3 separate regions of the Mus musculus genome follow, and all the other regions are linked to region 2. The links are chromatin loops, found by intact Hi-C in ENCODE. Cell type or tissue: heart. All regions are shown on one strand.

Region 1 (8,000 bases), 50 kb after region 2:
GCGGACAGCACATGCACTTGGGGAGGGGCAACTGCTGTTTGGCTCAGCCATCTTGTTGTGCCTGTGTGTGAACCCAGGAGTGGAGCAAAGAGGACAAGGCTTGAGCCCTTCATTAGCTCCTTAAGCACCAACTCTTGGGCCTGCAGGTTCCTTTTCCACACTGATATTGGCAATTGATATTATCCTCAGTTTCAAGTAGAACATGATTCCCTCCACATTTCAGGGCTGGAAAAATGGTAGTTAAAGGAATACATTGCTCTTCTAGAGGTCTCCTGAGTTGTTAATTCCAGCTCAGGGGGATCTGATGTCTCTGCTCTCTCATGTACTCAAGTACACACAGAGATATAAATTTAAATTACATTTGAAATAGAACAGTTTACATAAAACTTCATTAGTTCTCATTCTCCCTTCCTTCCTTCCTTCCTTCCTTCCTTCCTTCCTTCCTTCCTTCCTTCCTTCCTTCCTTTCTCTCTCTTTCTCTCTCTCTCTCTTTCTCTCTCTTTCTTTCTCTTGAGTCATTGTTTTTCTTTCTTCTTCCTTTCTTTCACTCTTTCCTCTCCCTATTTTTACTCCCCTCCCCACAAAAAAGAGTCCAGAGTCATCCTCAGGTACATACGACATTCCAGGTTAGCCTGGGCTTTATAAGACTTTGACTATATTAAACAACCAAACAAAAAACACCAACCAGACAAACTAGAGTTGGAGCTACTGGGAACCTAGCTCAGTTGGTACAGTGCCTGTCACACAGTTGTGAGGACCCGAGTGTTAATCCCCAGCATCCATATAAAAAGTCGAGCACTGCAGCACATATCTGTAACTTCAGGGCTGCTGTGGGTGGACAGGTGGATTTTGGGGGCTTGCTGGCCAGTCAGCCTAGCCAGATTAGTATTTTCCAGGTTCAGTGAGACCCTGTCTCAAAAGGTAAGGTGAATGTTGCCTGTGACATTTGCAAATGTACATGTGTGCACAGGCATGCACAGACAGACTGCACATTTTTTTAAACATTAACTCTTCTTTGTTTCCCTTGTGGCTTGTTGAGTCCACTGTCACTCTTTCAATACATAATAATAATAATAATAATAGTGAGGGAAGAATTCAAACATACTTGTCTTTTTTATATGAAACATGTAACTAAGTGAAAAATTGTTTTTACCAGCAACTGAGGCATTCACATAGAAAGATACAGGAGTGGGGTTTATAAGTAGTGCATTGGAACTGTGTTATATATAGCTGGAGACAAGTGACTTGTGGAGATCTTGGTGGGCTGGTTCACAAGTATCTCCTGTGACTTGTGTGCTTTTCTCTTACAGTTCCTAAGGGAAGACCTCAATTACCATGACCCAACAGTGAAACATAGCACCTTCCATGGTGAGGATAAGCTTATCAGCGTGGAGGACCTGTGGAAGGCGTGGAAGTCATCAGAAGGTAACAGGCAGCCGGGTTGTTGGTTGTGGTTGTTAAAGGTTTAGAGAGAGAGAGAGGATGAATAGATACTGTCCTTAGAAGGACATGGACAACAAAAAATGCTTAACAAGAAGTAAGTTACTGAAATCATTCTATAGAGTCATGGAATAAGACCAAATTACAGTCATGCTGGGAAAGGGATTTGAAGTTGTCCTTCATTAGGATGTCTTGAATTCCAGCCTATCGACTTCTGTCCTCACACTAATCCTCCATAGAAATCTACCAGCTTGCCATGTCCTCCCCAGGGATGAGGAGCTTGCCGTTCTCTGTTCTCTGTTCTGTACTCTCTGCCTACTCCACCTCTTCTGAGTCCCAATGATCCACAGGTTGAGTGGCAGTAAAGGTGGATCCGGTCCTGAATCTTCTGCCTTCACCACTCCTCTCTGCCAAGTTACATATTCCTTCATCTTTGAATAAAAATATTTCAGGCTCTTTCTGATTTAGATGTCCTTTTTGTAAATATTTTTATAATATTTTTCTTAGCTCCTTGAGCTGGGCTCAGAGTCCTAAATGTGGTTTGATTTACATAGAGCTGAACTGTGTTGCCAACTTCTGGGCTCTGGGCCCTGGGAATAGATACTGTCACTTCCTGATTAAGTGCTAGTGCCCTCAGTGGTCTCATTACTGACTCATGTTGAATTTATCAGTGAAAATTTTAGACCCTTCGAGTAATAAAGCTCCTACATCCTACAAACTTGTTTCCCTCCACTGGAACATTTTATTTAGAATCCTGAGTAAAAGACCAGGTTTAGTTTATGACACTTGACAGGAAAGAAAGTGATAGATCTTTAGCGTCCTTTTTTACCTCTATGGCCAGAGCTTCCTTAGATCTCAGTAGGATTGGAAGCTTATAGTTCAGTTGGTGAGTGGTTTGCGTCTCATGAACAAAGCCCTGAATTTGCTTTCCAACACTGGAAGCCAGCTGTGGTAGTGCACATCTGTGATCCCAGCTCTTGGGAAGTGGAGGCAGGAGGACCAGAAGTTTAAGATCATCCTCACTAAGTTCAAGGGCAGTCTAGGGTCTGTGAAACCCAGTCTCTAAGACAGGTAAGTGGCTAGGTAGACAGACAGACAGACAGACAGACAGACAGACAGACAGATATTGGAAACAGCGTTTTCCCAAGGTCTTATAGAGGAGATGTGTCCTAGTTTACTTTCTCTTGTTGTGACCAAAATCAACTTGGGGAGGAAAGGGTTAATTTGGCTTCTAGTCCATCATCAGGAGAAGCCAAGGCAGGACCTGAAGCAGAGTCTGTAAAGGAATGCTGCTTACTGGCTTGCCCTTCATGGCTTGTTCAGTTTGCTTTCACGGACCATTCAGGACCTCCTGCCTTGGGGGCATCACTCCGGTGGCCTGTGCCCTCCCACATCAATCACTAATTTAAAAATGATCCAGAAGCCCACCTGCAGGCTGATGTTATGGAGACAGTTTTCTCAATTGAGGTTCCCTCTCCTAAGACAATTCTAGCTGTATCAAGTTGACCAAAAAACAAAACAAAAACAAACAAACAAACAAACCAAAAAAACAAAAACAAAAACCCAAACAAACAAACAAAAACAAAAAACTCAAAAAAACCCTGACCAGTATAAGGTGTTAAGAAAGGTTAAACTTGAGTTATCCAGGACTTCAGAATTTTGAGTGTCTCCTTATTTTGCCCATGTTGGCCTCAGACTCTTGGATCTTAGCTTTGTAAGCATCTGGGATTATAGGCACCTGCCACTGTTTCTAATTTTCCTTGTTTTTAGATGAGGAAACTTAGGACTTGGCTTATAAAATTATGTGTTCATTGTCATGCACTTAGGAGAGCCAGGACTAGATGTAGATCTTCTGATCCTTGTCGATCAGTGCACTTCCTTGTCAGCTGATGGCAGACAACACTACTTGTAATAGAATGAGGCTGTTTCTATTTTTATTCAGAGTCTTACCTGCAACGATAGAATTTCAATCAGAGAGGAAACATGCCTATGTAGGTAGAGAGCATTAGATTCAGTAGATTCGCAGCAGGAAATGGAGCAGCTGCTGCCACTTAAGTGTCTCATCAGTTTAAGAGCAGGTAAAGGAGCATGTCGGAGAAAGCTTTCTGGGACACACACACACACACACACACACACCACACACACATACACACACATATACACACACATACACATACACACACACACACACACCACACACACACACATACACACACATATACACACCACACAAACACACACACATGCACACACATATACACACACCACACACACACACACACACCACACAAAACACACACACATATACACACACACACACCACTATACACACACACACACTACATACACATATACACACTACACACACACATACACACACATATACACACACACCACACACACACACACACACACACACACACACACACACACACACCCTCCCGCAGTTAAATGTATCTTTACAGCAATGCAGGCTGTCTACTGAAGAGAGATGAAGCAATGACATGAACTTTAATATTGATGTTATATTAGAATTGCCAGGGAAAAATCTTCTAGCAGTCTGTTTATTTTTATTTTTATTTTCTAATAGCATGGTGATAAGGTGCTTAGTTTTTAAGAGTAGATTTTATAAGTATGAACTTAGAATGCAAGAGGTGAGGAGCATGTTCATGGCCTTCCTACAAGCTCAAACAAATGTGACTGAGAAAGGAGAGTAGCGGAGGGAAGGCAGCGATGGAGGACTGAATCCTAGTGCGAGCGAACAGCCCAGGCCATTTTCTGATCAGAACTTTATTTCTGGACTTAGCAACTATTTGGAACACTTCCAGTGTATTTCAAATTACAGGAACATGGAAGACAATGGAGTACGTTTTTAAGAAGGGGCTGAGACTCATTTGCCCTTATCAGTAGAACATAGAACCTCACTGCCATGGAGTCATAGACGGTACCTTTTCAGGACTGGTTGACTGGAGGTTTGCTAGACTAAAAGTAAGAATCTTCTGTGCCCAATAATTTGCCTCATTATTTAGGGCAAGGCTCCTATTCTCTCTAGAGTGAGTTCCCAGAGCTATGAAAGGCGTGTGCTATTCTGGCATTAATTCAAACTGGCTGGCCTGAACATAGCTAACTGGTGTAGATATCAGCTTTAGTCATTTATGTTCAGAACATTGGCAGGCTAATGAGAGTCACGCCTTTTTGTGTGATTAATGTTGTTAACATTCTCGGACTAATGTTGGAAATCAGTGTTTGTTTTTCCTTGTGTTTTTTCTCTCTGTCTCTGTGTCTCTGTCTGTCTCTGTCTCTCTGCTTTTCTCTCTGTCTCCCTCTCTCCTTCTTTCTCTCCCCCACTTTTCCTGTGTTATTTAGATCTTAGCAGAAAAGTCTTCATCAACCAGCTCTGGGTTTTAATAATAAAGTCAGCAGCAAGTCAGAACCGACTCTGACACATGTATAGTACGTCACACATGCTAAGCGCTGTGCTAAGTGTTTTCTTTATGTTCTTTCATTTCTCATGATAACTTTATATGTATTGCTACTGTGGTTTTGAGTTATCTCTGTTTTCAGATGTGGAAAACGAGGCAAGGAGATTGAGTGGAACAATGGAATATAATCCTGTCACTAACTATGTGTAGTTACTTGAGATAGCACAGAGTAAGATCATGGCTCCTCACAGCTCTGCTCTCAATTCTGTCTGAAGTTGGTTATAAAGCGGGGCCTTCCCAGGCCATTTGCACTTTACCACGGACCCCACCTTCTCCTCCTCCCTCTCCCCTTTCTATTAGTTGTTGCTACATTTTTTAAAGAAAAAGAAAATTTGTTTATTCCCTCCCTCTTTCCCTCTCTTGGGGCAGCACCTCAAGTAACTAAGGCTAGTTGATCCTCCTGGTTCTCTGTCTCCCAAATGCTGGGGTTACAAGCCTGTGGCACCTGATGCACGCACTCACTCCCCCTTCATACCACCGAGTTGTCCCCCTCCCCACCCCCCAGCCCACCCCCATGCTAGAGCTCAAATTCAGGCCCTCACATGTGCCAAGCTTGCTACCTGCATGGAGCCAGCCGCAAAGCCCCTAGTAAGTTTTCTTCCTGATGACTGAATCAAAATTGTCATCTATGTTGTGACCTAATACTTAACAGAGTCATTTTATGTCTTATTTTAAATATATACTAGAAGAAGGAAGGTCTTACTTGGGAAATTACACCCTCTCTGATCCTCCTTCCGCTGTGCTCTTATGTAAATCTGTGCTGCTGCCATAACTTGATTTCAGCAGCTTTTCATGGGAGCTAATGAGATGATATTGATATAAATTACAAACATTTATAGTTTATTGTAGTCTCTGTTTTACCATATGTATACATTTGTGAAGCCACTGCACAGTAAAGGCAGCCTGTATTCATTACCTCATATCTTCTGTCATCTCTCCTCCCCCTCAATGACTACTGAACTACCTTCTGACCAGTTCAGTTCACACTTGCTAGCATTTTATTTAAATAGAGTTATATGATATATACCCTTTAAAATTTAGTCTCTTTCATTTAACATAATCATTTTGAGATTCATATTTTACATGTATGAGTAGCTCATCTTTTTTTATTACTGAGTATTAATACAATGAAGAGATATACTTCAATTGTTTTGTCCATTTACTTCTTGTTAGACATTTGAGCTACATAAGTTTCTATTACAAATAAAGCTGAAGTGACCGTATGAGTCACATGCATATTCTGTGTCTTAGGAAAACATGTAGGAGTGGAATGACTAGATCGGATGGCAGGTATCAAGAAACTATCAGTGTTAGATATTCCCATCAGTAGTGTATGAGACCCTCCGCTCCCAGTCTCCTTGTAAATATTAGTTGTCACCAGTCTGTTAAATTTTAGCATGGTGTAGTAGTACTAGTGATACTGGGCATCTTTTCATGTACATAAGTTGTCAGTCATATATCTTCTTTTGTGGAGTATCTTTTAAATCTTAGGCATTTGTTTGCTTTAAGATAACATCTTATAGTTCAGGCTTGCCTCAAACTGCCATGTAGCCATGACTGGTTTTCAACTCCTGATCATTCTGCTTTCACTTCCTGAGTAAGAGCTGGGATTGCAGGCATAAATCACCGTGTCCCATGACTGTGAAATAGTTCATCCCCCCTTTTTTCCCTAGCTTTTAAATATGAGGGCTGAAATCACTGATTTGAATCCTTTCTTCATCATCTTCTTTTTCATATGTCTGTGCATGATAGGAATCTATATGCATGTTTGTATATATATGTATGTGGGTATATGCATTAAGTGTGTAGAGGCCCAAGGCTGACATTTTAAGTCTTCCTCGGTCATTCTTCACCTTGTTCATTGAGTCAGTGTCTCAGTGCTCACTTAAAACTCACTATGTATTACAGGCTTGCCCCAGAAATTTGTAGTCTCTGCCTTTTGAATGCTAGGATTACCTGTTATCTGGCCTGAAACTTTCTATATAGCCAGGGCCCTCAAACTCCATGATTTTCCTGCCTCAGTTTCTCTAGTGCTTACATTATGGTTGCACACTATCACATTCAGTTGAAACCTTTACTGGTTTATAAATATTTTTTCCTTTTTATGTCTTAACTTATAGTCTGTTCATGTGCACATGCTCATCTGTACAAATATTCTATTGGCTAGTGTAAAAATGCCAATCAAGGCATTGGCTGATGATATTAAGTCTACTTAACCTTGGTTATGTTTCTAGCTGCTTGGTTTATCATTTACCGAGAAAGGAACACATTTTTTCTTTTTCTTTCTCTTTTTTAATTAATCATTCCATTCGTTTACATCTCAAATGATCTTCCACTTCCCAGTTACTCCTTCACAAATCCCCATCCCACAGCCCTCTCCCCCTTCCCCTTGCCTCTATGAGGGTGCCCCCCCACCTACCCACCAGCCCTACTGCTACAGCATCCCCCTACTCTGGGACATCAAACCTCCACAGGACCAAGGGCTTCCCCTCCCATTGATGTCAGGCAAGGCCAACCTCTGATACATATGTATCTGGAGCCATGGATCCATCCCTGTACATAGTGGTCTAGTCCTTGGGAGAACTGGGCAGTCTGGCCAGCCGACATTGTTCTTTCTGTGGGGTTGCAAGCCCCTCAGCTCCTCCTGACCGGGATCCCCAAGCTCAGTCTGATGGTGGCTCCAAGCATCCATATCTGCACTGGTCAGTTGCTGGCAGAACCTCCCAAGGTACAGCCACACTAGGTTCCTGTTAGCAAGCACCTCTTGCCAACAGCAACAGTGTCTGTTGCTTGCAGACAGGATGGATCCCCAGGTGGGGCAGTCCCTGGATGGGAGCAGAGACGGAAAGGAATACATTTTGTTTGGAAGATTTTGTTTGGCTCTTGATTTCAGAAGCCTTGTTGCCTTTGGTCTGTAAGGTGTTCTATTCAGGCAGAGATCACTTGGCAGGGAAACTGTTTACTTTGCGGTGACTGGAAAGCAAAGAGGGAGTGCATGATAAAGTGATCTGGGCTTCTAATATCCATAAATGACCAAACTTCCCTCTGCTAAGTCACACCTACAGGTTCCAGGTATAG
Region 2 (8,000 bases):
TTCCTTCCTTCCTTCTTTCTTTCTTTCTTTCTTTCTTTCTTTCTTTCTTTCTTTCTTTCTCTTTTTTTTAAAGTTTATTTATTTATTTTGTGTATATGGGTACACTGTAGCAGAACAGATGGTTGTGAGCCTTCATGTGGTTGTTGGGAATTGAATTTTTAGGACTTCTGCTCTCTCCAGTCGGCCTCGCTCACTCAGGCCCAAAGATTTATTTATTATTATACATAAGTACACTGTAGCTGTCTTCAGATGCACCAGAAGAGGGCGTCAGATCTCATTACGGGTGGGTGTGAGCCACCATGTGGTTGCAGGGATTTGAACTCAGGACCTTCGGAAGAGCAGTCAGTGCTCTTAACCGCTGAGCCATCTTGCCAGCCCCCTCGTCTTTTTTTTTTTTTTTTTTTTTTTTTTTTTTGAGACTGGGTTTCTCTGTGTAGCCCTGGCTGTTCTGGAACTCTGTAGACCAGGCTGACTTCATACTCAAGAGATCTGCCTGCCTCTGCCCCGAGTGCTGGGATTAAAGGCGTGTGCCACCACCACATAGCTTGGTTAAGCATTTCTTTTTTCTTTTCTTTTTTCCTTTTTAAAAGATGAAGTCTCAAGGCTGATGATGTATCTTATCAGTATAATATTTGCCTAGCATGCCTGTTGGCTTGGGTTCAAATTCCCAATACTGTAAAAAAAAAAAAAAAAAAAAAAAAAAAAGACAAACATTGGTTATGGTGGCACATACCTTTGATCCTACGACAGGAAAGTGAGTGTGGAAAGACCAAGAGTTAGAAGACATAAAGTCCTATCTCAAAAAAAAAATCAAAATCAAAAGTAATAAAACAGAAATAAATTTTAGATAAACATAGTGACCTATGCTCGTGATCCCAGAATTTAGAAGGAAGTTTGAGAGTTCAGGGCTCGCCTGGGGTTCATCATGAATTCAAGATTAGCATATACAAGGAAATCTTTTCTCCAAAACTCAAGGGTTGTTGTAGAGTACTTCTCTAGCATGCACAGGGGCCTGGGTTCGATTCCTAGTATATTCATGAAATAGGGCTCACTGTGTTGTTCATGCTAGTTTTAACCCTTTGGGCTCAAATAGTTCTACAACCTAATCTCTGAGGTGTAGCTGAGACTACAAGTATAGTCTACTGTGCCCAGCTATGACAGCAGTTTTAAAACCATGCCTCCATGGTTAAATGTGTATAAAAGCTCTTCTGGTAGTCCTTAATGTAGTATAGTGCTGTGGCTAAGAACCGAACTCTAGGGCAAGACTGCCTTTTTTTTTTTTTTTTTTTTTTTTTTTTTACTGTTTTCTTATATTTAAGACTTTCTGGCTCTGCAAAGTCCAGGGAAAATTCTATTACTACTGGGAAAACCTTTAACTGGTCCTATCTCTCATGAGGTTAGAACTCTGAACTCAGGCTGGCTTAAGTACTATTTCATAAAGGTTTTTTTCAAGCCATAACCAGATTCTGTCCTGTGACCAAGATGACTTGTTCATGCTCCAGGACAGACAGACTTCAGCATCATTTTACTTACTTCTAAGAACAGGATTAAGAGCATTGTAAAGGAAAGGGCTAAGAAGGGGACTCAGTATGTAAGGAGACTTGCTAAGGAAGCAAGAGGGCCTGGGTCTGAATCCCTAGCACCCAGGTAAAATGTGGCCATGAGTGAGTGTGCTCGTAACCTCCCTGGCCATGAGTGAGTGTGCTCGTAACCTCCCTGGCCATGAGTGAGTGTGCTCGTAACCTCCCTGGCCATGAGTGAGTGTGCTCGTAACCTCCCTGGCCATGAGTGAGTGTGCTCGTAACCTCGCTGGCTATGAGTGAGTGTGCTCGTAACCTCCCTGGCCATGAGTGAGTGTGCTCGTAACCTCGCTGGCTATGAGTGAGTGTGCTCGTAACCTCCCTGGCCATGAGTGAGTGTGCTCGTAACCTCCCTGGCTATGAGTGAGTGTGCTCGTAACCTCCCTGGCCATGAGTGAGTGTGCTCGTAACCTCCCTGGCCATGAGTGAGTGTGCTCATAACCTCGCTGGCTATGAGTGAGTGTGCTCGTAACCTCCCTGGCCATGAGTGAGTGTGCTCGTAACCTCCCTGGCTATGAGTGAGTGTGCTCGTAACCTCCCTGCACTGAAGCAGGAGGACAGAGACAAATGTGCCTAGCCAGCCTAGCTCAAACAGCAAGTGTCCGGTTGGGTGAAAGATTCTGCCTTCAAAAATAAGGTGGAGAACAATAGAAAAAGAAACCTGAGATTCTCCTGTGGCCTCTGCATGCATATACAGGGTGCACACATGTGTACACACACACACACACATACACACACACACAAACCACACATAGATACAGACATACACAGATAAGCATTGCAAAAACGAGAAAAGGAAGAAAGGAGAACAGAATCAGGAATGGTGTTGAGCATTTCTACATATCTTCTCCTTGAGATCCAATCTACTAAATTCCTGACCACACAGATGTTGGAAGCAAGGATGGAACTGGGCTATTGGGATATTGGTCTATCTCCAGAGTCTCTTTATGTAACACTTGCTATTCTAGAATTCAATATGTAGACCAGGTTGGTCTTGAATTCCCTGAAATCTGCCTGCCTCTGTCCAGCAAATGCTGGGGTTAAAGGCTCTGTCTTCAGAATATTGACAAGAATGACTATATATTGGTATCTACATGGTTACCAACCGCAGAGTTAATTTGTAGGGCAATTCTGTGATAACAGCTCTCCACCTTATTCTTCTCTGCTGGCATTCTTTTTTTCCCCTTATTTTATTTTATTTATATAAAAAATAAAATAAAATTGTGAGTCATCATGGTTGCTGGGAATTTAATTCGGGCCCACTCGCTCTGGCCCCTCTCGTTCTAGCCCCTCTCGCTCTGGCCCAAAGGTTTTATTAATTATTATACCTAAGTAAACTGTAGCTGTCTGTAGATACATCAGAAGAGGGCATCAGATCTCATTACGGATAGTTGTGAGCCACCGATGGTTGCTGGGATTTGAACTTAGGACCTTCATAAGAAGGCCAGTGCTCTTAACCATTGAGCCATCTCTCTAGCCCCTCTGCTGGCATTCTTATAAAGCTGTTTGGTCATGGCTGAGCCTGCTGCTGCTTCTTTCTCCTTTTTACTTGAATAGTCTCAGGATGTAGCCCTCATTAGTGTGGATCTCCCTATGTAGACCAGGCCAGCTTGGAACTCCAGAAATCTACCCATCTCTGAATGCTGGGGTTATAGGTGCGGGCCACCACACCTGGCTGCTTGACTTGTTTTCTTCCTTTTAGATTGTCCAATATACAAAATGCAAATGGAGCCTTCTCAATTCTTTCCAAGATGGAGAATGGAAGAAACAGGCTAAACAGAGGGTTATTCTAAGAGGATAGAAAGACAAATTCTCTTATCTTCCAGTATCAAGGCCAAAACAAACAAACAAACAACAACAAAAAGTAACAGTTAAACTTTCTGTCTTTTCAGATGAGGAAGCTGAAGTATGACAGAGGAGGTCACATAGCTGAAACTGAAACCCTTCCTCCTGGTTCCTAATTTGGCACTCATTTTGTTTTACCTTGTAACAAGTTGTGGAGACGCCAGTAGAGTATGACCTGCCAGGTCTGTCACTAAGTACAAAACCCAGCGGCTGTAAACACAGGAAATGGGCTGGGACGAGGTTCAGAGGGAGCAGGAAACTTTGCCAAGTTAGAAGTGTTCAAGGGTTTCCTGTCCATGCTGTTAGCTGTCAGAAATCTCCAGAAAGGAAAAAAAATAAAAAATAAAAAAACAAACCACTAAGAATGAGAGTATATTTAGGTTAGATTTGGTTTCTATCTAGGCCAACCTACTTGTTTTACTAATACAGATACCAAGAGTCCCCCCAGAAGAAAAAACTTGCTTAAACTAACTTACTTTCTCCCTCTCCCTCTCCCTCTCCCTCTCCCTCTCCCTCTCCCTCTCTCTATTTCTTTCTTTCTTCCTTGGTTTTTTGAGACAGGATTTCTCTGTGTAGTCCTGGCTGTCCTGGAACTCACTCTGTAGACCAGGCTGGCCTCGAACTCAGAAATCCTCCTGCCTCTGCCTCCCAAGTGCTGGGATTAAAGGCGTGCACCACCACTGCCTGGCAAATTTGCTTAAACTTGAACACAGAATTTATGGACACTTAGAAACCACTGATTTAGTTAACATTCCTCATTTTAAAGATGAGAAGTCTAAGACTCAGAGAAAAAGCACCTTACCCGCGCGCCTGCGTATTCAGACTGTGGCAGAGCCAGTCCTGGGTCCAAGTCTTCCACTTCTCAGCAGCATGCCTCCACTGCTCAGAGAAAACATAGCCTGGAACTGTCACCAGGAATGCTGTTTTAGCCCTGGGAAAGGTACAGCAGGTCAGGAAACTGGATTACAAGCAGGATATGTTAGCAGCTAATAAAGAATGGCGAGGACCAAACAGTCAGCCTAAAGAGGTATGATGAAGGCACTCTTGTTTAAGACACGTGGAAAAGTAAGAGGAAATAAATAAATAAATAAATAAACAAACAAACAAATGAATAGTGGCTCTTATAGGAACTCAGAATCCAAGCAAGAACAAACACGGCAGGCAGATAGCAAAGGCTAAAACAATGCTTGCTGGGCATCGGCAGTGCAGGCCTGTGATCCCAGGGTTTGGGAGTAGACGGAGGAGGATGGGTAAGTCAAGGCCATCTTCAGCTACATAGCAAGCTTGAAACCAGGCTGTTCTACACAAAACTGTTGAAAGTGAAAAGAAGAGAAAAACAGGAAGAGAGAGGGAGGGAGAAGAGGAGGTAGTAGAAAGAGAGACAGGCAAGACAGAAATGTTAAAGATAATTCCAATATTCTGTTTCCTTCCTGTCATAGACTAAATATTCAGAAAATACCATCTCACAAATATCTCTGGGGTTCAGCAGTGCACTGTGTGGGTAATACAGTGACTAGTGGATTCCTGGGTCCCATCTGTCACACAGCAGTCTGGTGTGCAGAGGGATGACATTAACACCATTTGCTTCTCACCCAGCCCCTCAAGGCAAAGATTGTGACTTCATTTAACATATAAACTAAGATTTAGACAAATCTCTTGCTCGTGGTCCTAAAATTGCTACTGAATATGGCCAGTCTAGTATTCAAATGCATAGACTCTTATTCAAGAAATTTTTACCAGTTTGACAGCTTGTGGGCATCGGAAGTATAATGGTGTAATGGATGTGGTCGTTGAACTAAAGGAATCTAATTAGAAAAATACAATTAAATAATAGTTGTTATTTATTGTTTCTGCTTTTTTTTTTTTTTTTTTTTGCTTGTTTTTTGTTTTTTTTTCGAGACAGGGTTTCTCTGTGTAGCCCCGGCTGTCCTGGAACTCACTTTGTAGACCAGGTTGGCCTTGAACTCAGAAATGCGCCTGCCTCTGCCTCCCGAGTGCTGGGGTTAAAGGAGTGCGCTACCTCGTCCGGCTCGTTTCTGCTTTTTGAGATAGGGTCTTATGTGGCTCAGACTGGCCTTGAAACTCCTGAACTTTCTGCCTCGATTTCCTGAATGCTGGGATTCCAGATGGGCGTTACTCTGACTAACTTAATAATTTTCTATTATGATACTATATAGCACTTTTTCTTACATAGGGTCTTATGTAGGCCAGCACTGTGTATGTGAGGATGATCATTTGATGAATTTATTTGATGTGAATTTTGTATATGATGACAATCTGTTTTTTTTAAATCAAATCATAGGGTATGATTGTGTAAGTTGTAGGGAAAAGAGGAATAGATGGAAAGTTGTGTTTTATTTGTTCCTTGATATTTTTCCATTTATTCTATTTTTTTAAAGATTTATTTATTTATATGTAAGTATACTGTCACTGTCTTCAGACACCCCAGAAGAGGGCATCAGATCTCATTACAGATGGTTGTGAGCCACCATGTGGTTGCTGGGATTTGAACTCAGGACCTTTCGAAGAGCAGTCAGTGCTCTTAACCACTGAGCCATCTCTCCAGCCCCCCCACTTATTCTATTAAAAAAATTTTATTGGAAATAGATTTTTTTCATGCAATATATTATAATCATGGTTTCCCCTTTCTCCAACTCTTCTCAGATTCTCTCCATCTGCTTAGCTATCCAACTCTGACTGCTTTTTCTCTCTTTAGAAAATCAACAGGCTGGGCTCTCTCTCTGGAGAGAGGTCCTGAGTTCAGTTCCCAGCAACCACATGGTGGCTCACAACCATCTGTAATGGGATCTGATGCCCTCTTCAGGTCTGTCATGATAGTGGCAGTGTACTCATGAAATAAATCTTTAAAAAAAAAAAAAAGGAAGAAAAGAAAATCAACAGGCAAATACAACAAACAAAGCAGAATAAAAAAGAAAGAAAGAAAACACACACACATATAGGCACACATACACACACCCATAACAACACAAAATCAGAATCTATAATATATACACAAATGACATGGAAGGTAAAATATGCTCAAGGCAATATGAGACACACACAAAAAAAAATCTCCCCCAAAAACATTGAGTTCATTTTGTATTGGCCTTCTACTGCTGGGCATGGAACCTGCCCCTAAGTGTGGTTTATATAACTAGTGAGCCTCCAATGGAGAAACTTAATTTTTCCTTTACAAGTGGTTGTGATTGGAGATGGCTTCTTTGCTTGGGGTTGTAGCTCATGTCCACCTCCTCTACTCTGCTCTGGGACCCATTTGTCTTGGGCCTTATGCAAGCTCCTGTAGTCAGTGGAAGTTCAGATGTGCACCAGTCCTGTTGTGTTTGGAAGACACTGTTTCCTTGGTGTTATCCATCCTCTCTGACTCTTACAGTCTTTCAGCCTCGTCTTCTATATAGTTCCTGAGCCATGAGAGGAGGGGTTTGATGTAGCCATCCTATTTAGGTCTCTCACTCTCTGCACATTGTCCATTTGTGCATGCTCACAGTCATCCATTGGACGGAGCACAGGGTCCCCAATGAAGGAGCTAGAGAAAGTACCTAAGGAACTGAAGGGGTTTGCAGCCCCATAGGAGGAACAACAATATGAACTAAGCAGTTCTCCCAGAGATCCCAGGGACTAAACCACCAATCAAAGAAAACACATGTCGGGACTCATGACTCTAGCTGCATATGTTGCAGAGGATGGCCCAGTTGGTCATCAGTGGGAGGAGAGGCCCTTGGTCCTGCGAATGTTCTATGCCCCAGTATAGAGGAATGCCAGGGCCAGGAAGCAGGAGTGGTGGGTTGGTCAGCAGGGGGAGGGGGAAAGGGATAGGGATTTTTGGAGGGATAACTAGGAAAGGGGATAACATTTGAAGTGTAAATAAAGAAAATATCTAATAAAAAAAAGAGCTCAGTTGAATTAAAAAATATGTATTTATTTGCAGTAGTGGGAGCTAACCCAGGTCCTGGTGTCTCTTTATTACTTAAGTATATCCTTAGCTCTTTTTAAGAGAAAATGAGTCTCAAGAGGAGAACCTAAGAGGTTGTTAACCTCAGTGGTTAACAGCGCTTTTTTTTCTTCCAGAGGACTCAGATTTTTCAGCATCTACATGGGAACTCACAACCATATGTAACTCCAGTTCCATTGTTTTGACCCTCTGACTACCACAAACACTAGGCACATGCATGGTACACATACATACATTCAGGCAAAATATTCATAAAATAAAAATACATAATTATTAAAATAAAAGAATGAGCTAATTGGCAGGCAGAACTCTGATTTTTTGATGAACTTTTTAAAGCCAGTCTGATCTACATAAGAGTTCCAGGCCAGTTAGAACTACATAGTGAGACCTGTCTGAAAAACAAAATAAAACAAAATTAAAATACTAACTCAAGACAAGCTAATTTTAGTTTTATCCATGGACTGTGGTTTGCTTGCATAATCTTAAATAGAAAATTGTTTTATATTTTATAGCTACAAAAAATAGTTCCTCCAAAAGGTTAAGCAATTACTTGGGCTAGTATGATAAATGAAAGAATCCTGCAGTACAATTAAGAATGGCCCTTT
Region 3 (8,000 bases), 72 kb before region 2:
GGCTTACAGGCTTGCTCCACCAGACCCATTGAGACCAAAACTTTCTGTGTCAAGCTGGTGCACTTACACTCCTGTAGAGATCATGGGGCAGTTAAGAAAAGTGATCTAGTTATTTTTTAAGAGAAACTTTGTCCAAGATGCATTTCTTTGCTCTTTCATGCTTGACTTCTTAACAAAACTGGAGTGGCTTAGGCTGATGTGATAAACAAGGCCAGAGTGGTTAACACAGGCTATAGGTGTATTTTAAATTGCCTATACAAGGTTGATTTTCCTGATACTGAGTATCAAAGTCAAGTGTCACACAAGCAAAGCATGTGCTGTACCACTGCATTACATATTTTATCCCTCGCCTTGCGCGAGTGTGTGTGTGTGTGTGCGTGTGTGTGTGTGCATGTGTATATGTGTGTGTGTGTGTGTGTGTGTGTGCATGTGTATGTGTGTGTGTGTGTGTGTGTGTGTGTATGTATGTGTTTGTAGATCAGAAATCAGATTTGGGTGTCATTCTTCAGGAGTCATCCACTGTGGGTTTTGTTTGTTTGCTTGTTTGTTTTGTTCATTGAGACAAGGTCTCTCATTAGCCAGGAGCTTGCCAAATATGCTAGTTTGGCTGGCTTAATGAGTCCCAGGAATCCACTTGTTTTTAACGTCCCTAGCAGCACTGTTACAGGCACACTAACACACCAGATCCTCGTGCTTACACTAAGGATCCATAGCTGGGCTTTAAAGTTAGTTGCATGTAAAGGAACACAAGAAGAACATGAAGCACAAGTTATTTTCACAATACTTAAAGACATTGGAGCTGGAGAGATGGCTCAGTGGTTAGCACACACCACCTCCTCTTTGGTTAAGAGGGTCTGAATTCTTAGCATCCACATCAGGTGGCTCAAAAAACTACTGGAACTCCAGCTCCAGGGAGTCTGATGCCCTCTTGTGACCTCTGTGAGTACTTGCGTGCATCTGGGCGTGCACACACAGAGGCACACACATGTACAATAGCAGTCATAGTAGCAGTAGTAGCACTTACCTGCTTTCCCAGATATGGAAACTCAAGTTATGGTAGCAGGGGACTGCATTCATGATTTCCTCTTAAAGTTTCTTTTTCTTTTTCTTTTAAGATTTTGATACATATAGTTCAGGCTAGCCTCAAATTCACTGTGTTGCTGAGGCCGGCCTTGAACTCCTCATTCTTCTGCTTCTACCGCCCCAGTGATGGATTATGTATGACCTCTTTTTCTTTCTGAGACAGGTTCCACTATGTGGCCCAGGCTGATCTCAAACTCCTGATCTTTCTGCTTCAGCCTCCAAAGGGGCTGGCAGGTTGCTAGGATTACACTCATGCAGACATTAATTGAGACAGGCTCTACCTCTGTACCAGATGGCCTAGAACTCACTGAGTAGCTAGGCCTGGCATTGAATTTAGGGTTCAGTGCCTTAGGGTTTCCATTGTTATGAAGAGATACCATGACTATGGCACTCCTTTTTTTTTTTTTTTTTTCCTTTTGGTTTTTTGAGACAGGGTTTTTCTGTGTAGCCCTGGCTGTCCTAGAACTCACTTTGTAGACCAAGCTGGCCTCGAACTCAGAAATCCACCTGCCTCTGCCTCCCAAGTGCTGGGATTAAAGGCGTGTGCCACCACTGCCCCACCGACTATGGAAACTCTTATAAAGGAAAACATTTAATTGGGGCTGGCTAACAGTTTCAGAGTAAGTTACAGATCATCTATTATCATCATGTCGGGAAGCATGGCAGCATTCCAGGCAGACATGGTGTTGTAGATCTTGATCTGAAGGCAAGCAGGAGACTCTTCCTCAGACAGCCAGGAGGAGACTCTCTTCTATATTAGGCAGAGCCTGAGCATAAGCCCCTCAAAGGCCACCCCAGGGTGATAAATTTCTTCCAACAAGGCCACACCTCGTAATCGTGACATGGATAGGCAAACAACCACTTTTATTTATTTATTTATTTATTTATTTAATTTTAAGAATTATTTATTTTATGTATATGAGCACACTGTCGCTGTCTTTAGACACACCAGAGGAGGACATCAGATCCCATTACAGATTGCTGTGATCCACCATGTGGTTGCCCAGGAATGAACTCATGATCTCCGGAAAAGCAGTCAGTGCTCTTAGCCACTGAGCCATCACTCCAGGCCCCCGACTTTTATTTTTTATGTGCATTAGTGTTTTGTCTACATTTATGTCTGTGTGAGGGTGTTAGGTCTTGGAGTTAGAGTTGTGAGCTGCCATATTGTGTTGGGAATTGAATTCAGGTCCTTTGGAAGCACAGTTAGTGCTCCTAACTGCTGATCCATGTCTCCAGCCCCTGGTTCAACTTCTTAAATGGCATGACTTACAATGCCCAACAAAACCTACTTACTGTGTTTGTGGGGGAAGGGGATGGGGGCATTGGTACCAAACCTAGAGCCTTGTGCTTGCAAGGCAAATACTCATAAGCTATATTTCTATCCCTTTTCTACTCTAAGTTTTTCTGTGTTGTACAAATGCCAATTTTTAAAAAATTAATTACTTTTCGCCGTGCTCAGAATTGAAGCCAGGGCCTTGGCATGGGAGGCAAGCCCTGTTCCTCTCAGCTGTAACTTAGCCCTCCCAGTTCTCTGAGATTATTTTTAGTTGTGTGTGTGTGTGTATGCAGGGTGTGTGTGTGTGTGTGTGTGTGTGTGTGTGTGTGTAGGGCACTGGATCCCCCTGGAGCTGGACATTCAGGTGGTTATGGCAGACCTGATGTGGGTCCTCTGAAAGAGCTCATGCACTCTTAGCTACTGAGCCATTTCTCCAACTCCTTGATACGTTATTCTCTGCCAGTGAAATGAGCCTATTCAAGTCAAATTTAAGTATATCAAAGCAGGTTTAATGGGAAGCCACTCTCAGGTGGGTTCACTGGTCCCATGGAACGAGGCCAGGGAAGTCACCTAGGGGAGGGGGACAGAGAAGGGGGGTAAGAGGAAGAGCATTCATATGCAGGGAGAGAGAAAATGCAGGGATAGGGAGTGAGAAGGAGAGCAAGAGAGACTAAAATGTCTGCACTTAATAGGAAAGAGCACTCAGGGGAGGGGAAGCCCAGCCCCTGGGTACAGGGAGTCTTATGTCAGGTAGGCACTGAGGGATACCGGGAGAACCTGGAGGCCAGGTCCACTTTGGTATGTTAAACATTCACCTCAGCTGTTTGTCCTGGGTCTGAATCCTAAAAGGTCTCTATCCTTTTTTGGCCACAATCTGTTGATGCTGTGTCCACCTTTCTGCCCGATTGATTTCCAGTCTGTAGTCCCCACCCCTATCACTCCTACCTAAGACTTAGTCACATCATTGCCTACTTGTTCATTTTGTGACTTGAGTTTGAGAGCTGGCTCAGAACATAGGTCTGATAGAATCTAGGTCAGGGGTTCGCCTTTTGTTTTGGCCAATTTTCCAGCATATGGCTGTCATTCAATAGATATTTGTGTGATCAAATGAACTAACATTTACCAGTAAGCTTTTCACTAAGTATTTATGATGTGCAGGTGTACATCTCAGAGACCTCTGAAAACTCACAACCACACGATAGTGGGAGGAGTGGCTATATTTAGGGCCTAACTCTGTAGACTGGCTTTGAAGGTGATACAGATAGTAGCTTCCTTCCCTCCCTCCCTCCTTCCTTCTTTCCTTGCTCCCTCCCTCCTTCCTTCTTTCCTTGCTCCCTCCCTCCTTCCTTCTTTCCTTGCTCCCTCCCTCCCTCCTTCCTGTCTTTCTGTCTGCCTTTCTTTGAGACAGGGTTTCTCTGTGTAGCCCTGGCTGTCCTGGAACTCACTCTGTAGACCAGGCTGGCCTCGAACTCAGAAATCTGCCTGCCTCTGCCTCCCGAGTGCTGGGATCAAAGGCATGCGCCACCGCGCCCGGCTTGTGGTGAGCTTCTTTACCCACTAAACCATATTGTCAGCCTTAGGTTGAACCTTCTAAGGAGTTATTCAACAATATCTAGAATAACAAGAGGTTAAGTTTATTGGTGGGGAGCGGGTGGGGAAGTAGGGTGAGGAAGGTTTTCGGTAGAAGAAACAACAGACACAAATGCTCTGAAGCCTGTTTGATGTGTTTGGGAACTTCCTGAAGGTCCATGTTTAGCGTGGCGAATAGAGTGCTTGTTTATCGTGTCTGAGGTTCTGGGTTTGATATTGTAAAAGTGTACACACACACACCACAAGAAAAAAAAAAAAGGCCAGTGTGATGGGAGATTAACAGAGTGGAGAGAGTGATAGTAGATGACGTCTGACATGTATTTTTATATCAACAGCCTAACCCTTAAGCCAGGCAGCTGTTGGGCAAATCCGTGTTCTGGTCTTCAAAGGGCTCACTCATAACAGGAGCTGGTTTATCACTGTCAGAAGAGGGACTGGGCCTAATCCAGTCTCCTGCCTCCGGTGCCAAGGACAGGGGTAGGGCACGGAGGTTTCGGTAAAGATCTGCTGACAGTACGCTTGAGAAGAGAACAGGAAGTATAGGCTTTGCTAAAGGAAGCCTGGGCGGGGTTCTCTGTTTTTGGGGCACTTATTCTCAAGTCGCTACCATCTCCTCTAACGGAATCAGAGAGATAGGAGAATGAGATGGGAGGAACCATCACGGGCTTTACCCCACAAACCTCAAGAGGGTGGGGCCTGAGAGGTGGGTTGCAAGAGCTACACAAGGGCATAGGATGTAGATCAGGGACGGGCAGGGTGTTAGGAAAGCAGATAGACCTGTTAGGCTACGTACAGGTGACGTTTTACCTACAGTGGGATGGGCATTTCATTCTGCTTTTTGGAACAATTTCTTCTTTAAACACTTGTAGCCTCTAAAGGGCTTGACTAGGGGCTTCCCTTCCCTTCAGTAACCCTCTAGAAAGGGTCAGGGCCACCTAGGAACTAGTCCTTTTGCAGTACTTAGATGTGGCCACCAGGGACCGCTGCGTACGGGAGACCGGAGGCGCGGGTTATTGAGAGGCGGAAGCCGATTGGCTGCGAGGCGCGTCGAAAGGGCGGAGCCTGGGAGTCGGGAGTTGGGGGCTGGGAGCGCGCCCCTTGGCCAAACCTAGCAGGACCATAGTCACCCCAGGCGGCTCCAGGTTTGTCATCCTAGTGCGGAGTTTCTGTCCAACCTGACTTTACAGTGGAGTCCGGAGAGCAGCGCTGCGGCCCGGAGATCCGGACAGGGCAGTAGCTGTCACCGCCGCCGCAGGCCTGAGTTACCTGAGCAACTGCGTGTCAGGGGCCCGCCTGCGGGCGGGCGTTAGAGCTGGAGGCTGGGGTGCGCACGGCAGAGGCCGAGGCCCCATCCTTGTCGCGGGGCCGCGGTCCTGACGACCACCAGCGCAGGCAGGGTCCCCAAGAGACCCCGCCAGTTGCGGGGGGCTCTGGCGGGCGCTCTCCAACAGGTTATTCCGGGATAAGCCGGCTCTGGGGCGGGCCCGGGCTTCGCTGGGGGCCGGGCGGCGCGGGGCGGGCCGGCGGTAGAGCACGCCCCCGCCCACTTCGGGCCCGCCCCGTGCCGCCCTCCCGCCCTCCCGCCCTCCCGGGAGCCGCTGTCCCGGGCCTGGCCCGTGCGCGTCCGCCTGCTGCACCGGGGCACCAGGAGCCGCAGAGGTACCGGACCCGGCGGGGGCGCTGACCTCGGCCTAGGAGTCTTAGGATCCCGGAGACATCCGTGTCTGCTGGGGCCTGTAGGTCGCACGCCGAAGCCCTAGCTGCTGAGGCTCACCGCTGTTTCTCGGGGCGAGGTCAGGTGCCCCCCTTCTCTCCTCTCTTCTCTCCCTCCCCCACCTCAGTGCGGGCGGGAGATTCTGCCCGCCTCCTCCCGCAGGGGTGCAGCAGGCTGCGGAGCTGACAGCGGCCCCGCAGCCACCCTGCTCAAACTCTCCGGAAGCAGATAGAGCTCAGGCCGCCGCCGCAGCCCCGGCGGACCTACAGTTGGACCGGAGACTCCGATCCTTCTGCGTCCAAACTTGGGGCACTTGACCTTCGCTTATCGGAGGAGGTAAGCCCGCAGGTGGCTGGACAGCTGCGGCGCCGCGAGGGCATCTTGCTTTGGAACCGTCGGCTGCACTCCCTGACTCTGGGATTTGCTTCTGGGATCCAAAGGTGTCTACAGCAGGCGCATGTTGACTGAGACCTACCGTCATGGATGTGTGCGCCCGTCTTGCCCTGTGGCTTCTTTGGGGGCTCCTTCTGCATCAGGGCCAGAGTCTCAGCCATAGTCACAGTGAAAAGAATACAGGAGCTAGCTCCGGGGCGACTTCTGAAGAGTCTACCGAAGCAGGTAAAGAAGGCCTTGCGGCGGGCTGGACTGGGCTGGGGGCTTGATTGACTCAAGACTGAGTGGCCCGAAGTGGGCACGTTGGAATCTCCGCACATGTGAGATACACCATAACACTGTGTAGTCTCAGTAGTCCAAGAAGTTCTTTCGTGTAGTAGTCATGCCTAATGTTAGTATTTCCCCAGAGCAACTTTCCTTATCCCTCCTCCGGAAGGTAGTGAGAAGCCTCATGGGGACACCTTGACTTTTTAGATCAGTAAGGTTGAGGCCCCATTCAGGACTTCTTGTCTGGAAGAGTAGCCTTCTCAGATGTTAAAATTCCTTTTAGCCAGTTTTATCACTTGAGGTATAAGGGGGTGTGTGGCAATGGTGGGTTGAGGCCACTCGGGATGGGCAGGGAAGATCAGGGCAGGGCTGGGTCTGTTTTTCTACAGCTTGGTGTTCAGGTGTGCCTTTCTGTTCTAACCACCGTGAGAACCACCGTAGTCCCTCCTTTCCCTTAGGAAATCTGTCTTTTGCTTGTGCCCATGTGAAATATCAAAGCAAGTCCTTAGATGGAATCCTGTTTACCACTAGGGACTTAAATGGCCCTTTCTTGACTTCTCGGTAATAAAAAATCCTGGGACCACTTGTTGACTTAATCCGTTTCTTCTGACTGATGAGAGTAAGGATTCCATGTTATTATTTTTAATCTGTCCTTATTTTCCCTGTATACTTACAGAGCTTTGTTTAGCAGTAGTAGCTCTGGCCAATACTTTTGCAGTAGAAAGGAACCTTTAAAAAAAATACAATTAATTTACACAAAGTTTAGAAGCTCACCAGTTCTCTTTTTCTGTTTTTCACACCCTGTCACTACAATCTGCCCCAGACTGTAGCCTGAAGGGTTGGGGACAGAAGACTAGTTAGGGTGTTTGAGGATAGGCAAGTTCAGAGAGGGGATGTCTCAGTGGGTATCTGCTGATACAAGCAGGGAAAGAATATAAAATATGGCGGTGAAGTCTTTTATGGATTGCATTAGTGGTAGACTTTTTCTTGGGCTGCCCTCTTTCAGCTTTTTTGACTTGGTTGTCTGAAATTTTAGGTGTTTCAAGGGCTGATTTGTAGGTGAGGCCAGGACTGTCCCTTATACAAGCATGGAGTTAGGGCTGTTGCTTTTAGGATTGGTCATTCCTGCATCTCCATAGGAAATCTCCTAGGCCTCTGAAACTTAGCTTAAATTTGTTTCCCCCCATTGGGCTATGAATGGAAAAATTGGTTGAACTGTGAAGTAACCCTGAGTAGTCTTTCTGCAGTCCCAGTGACAGACATCCTGGTTTATAATTGATCATTTATCCTCTTGTTTTCACTTCAGAATATGTGTGTATGACATAAAATCAATCTTTCTGAGAGCTGTTTGGTATGTCAGATCTAAACTAAAAGAATGCAGCTTCGAGTTTTAGGCATTAGCAAGCCTTTAGGAAGTTGACTGTAGGTCGTGTGTGTGTGTGTGTTTTGCCTAAGGTAGAGAAGCATTCCAGCATTCCTCAGGAATCCCTCAGGATGAGTCTGTGGAGACATTCCTCAAACGTCCTATCTTTGAGGACTGACTGTTTAGATTACGCCATAAAGGCCTCTCTTTTCATCTTTATTTCCTCTTAGTTCAGAAATTGGCTTCCATCGTTGTAGTAATTATATTCCAGGGAGGAAAGTCTCAGGGACTCTATGTGTTAGGAATGCCTA

What was found. Hi-C counts contacts between places; a loop is a spot of excess contacts. Peaks named below come from ENCODE experiments on the same cell type or tissue, not always from the same donor. Only the 100,000 strongest peaks of a DNase experiment are listed, where the experiment ranks them.
Region 1: a loop joins it to region 2, with 2.0 times the contacts of the local background. A loop is called at or near these places in 2 of 42 quality-filtered maps.
Region 3: a loop joins it to region 2, with 6 times the contacts of the local background. A loop is called at or near these places in 8 of 42 quality-filtered maps.

The regions. Positions count from the first base shown.
Region 1 is chr7:102,384,777-102,392,776 of GRCm38, forward strand. Stim1 (stromal interaction molecule 1) reads left to right here. Exons shown (of 12, transcript NM_009287.5): 3 at 1,311-1,425. Among named protein-coding and RNA genes, the nearest start is that of Rrm1, 53 kb to the right of the region's middle. In heart, no CTCF peak of the experiment used is centred here; a DNase peak (open chromatin) is centred at 4,525.
Region 2 is chr7:102,334,472-102,342,471 of GRCm38, forward strand. All of the region lies in intron 1 of Stim1 (stromal interaction molecule 1), which reads left to right. Among named protein-coding and RNA genes, the nearest start is that of Stim1, 71 kb to the left of the region's middle. In heart, no CTCF peak of the experiment used is centred here; a DNase peak (open chromatin) is centred at 3,650.
Region 3 is chr7:102,262,270-102,270,269 of GRCm38, forward strand. Stim1 (stromal interaction molecule 1) reads left to right here and starts at 5,550. Exons shown (of 12, transcript NM_009287.5): 1 at 5,550-6,284. The coding sequence starts at 6,146. In heart, a CTCF peak has its summit at 4,926; DNase peaks (open chromatin) are centred at 4,532, 4,992 and 5,642; H3K4me3 peaks cover 2,439 bases; H3K27ac peaks cover 1,421 bases; H3K27me3 peaks cover 1,614 bases.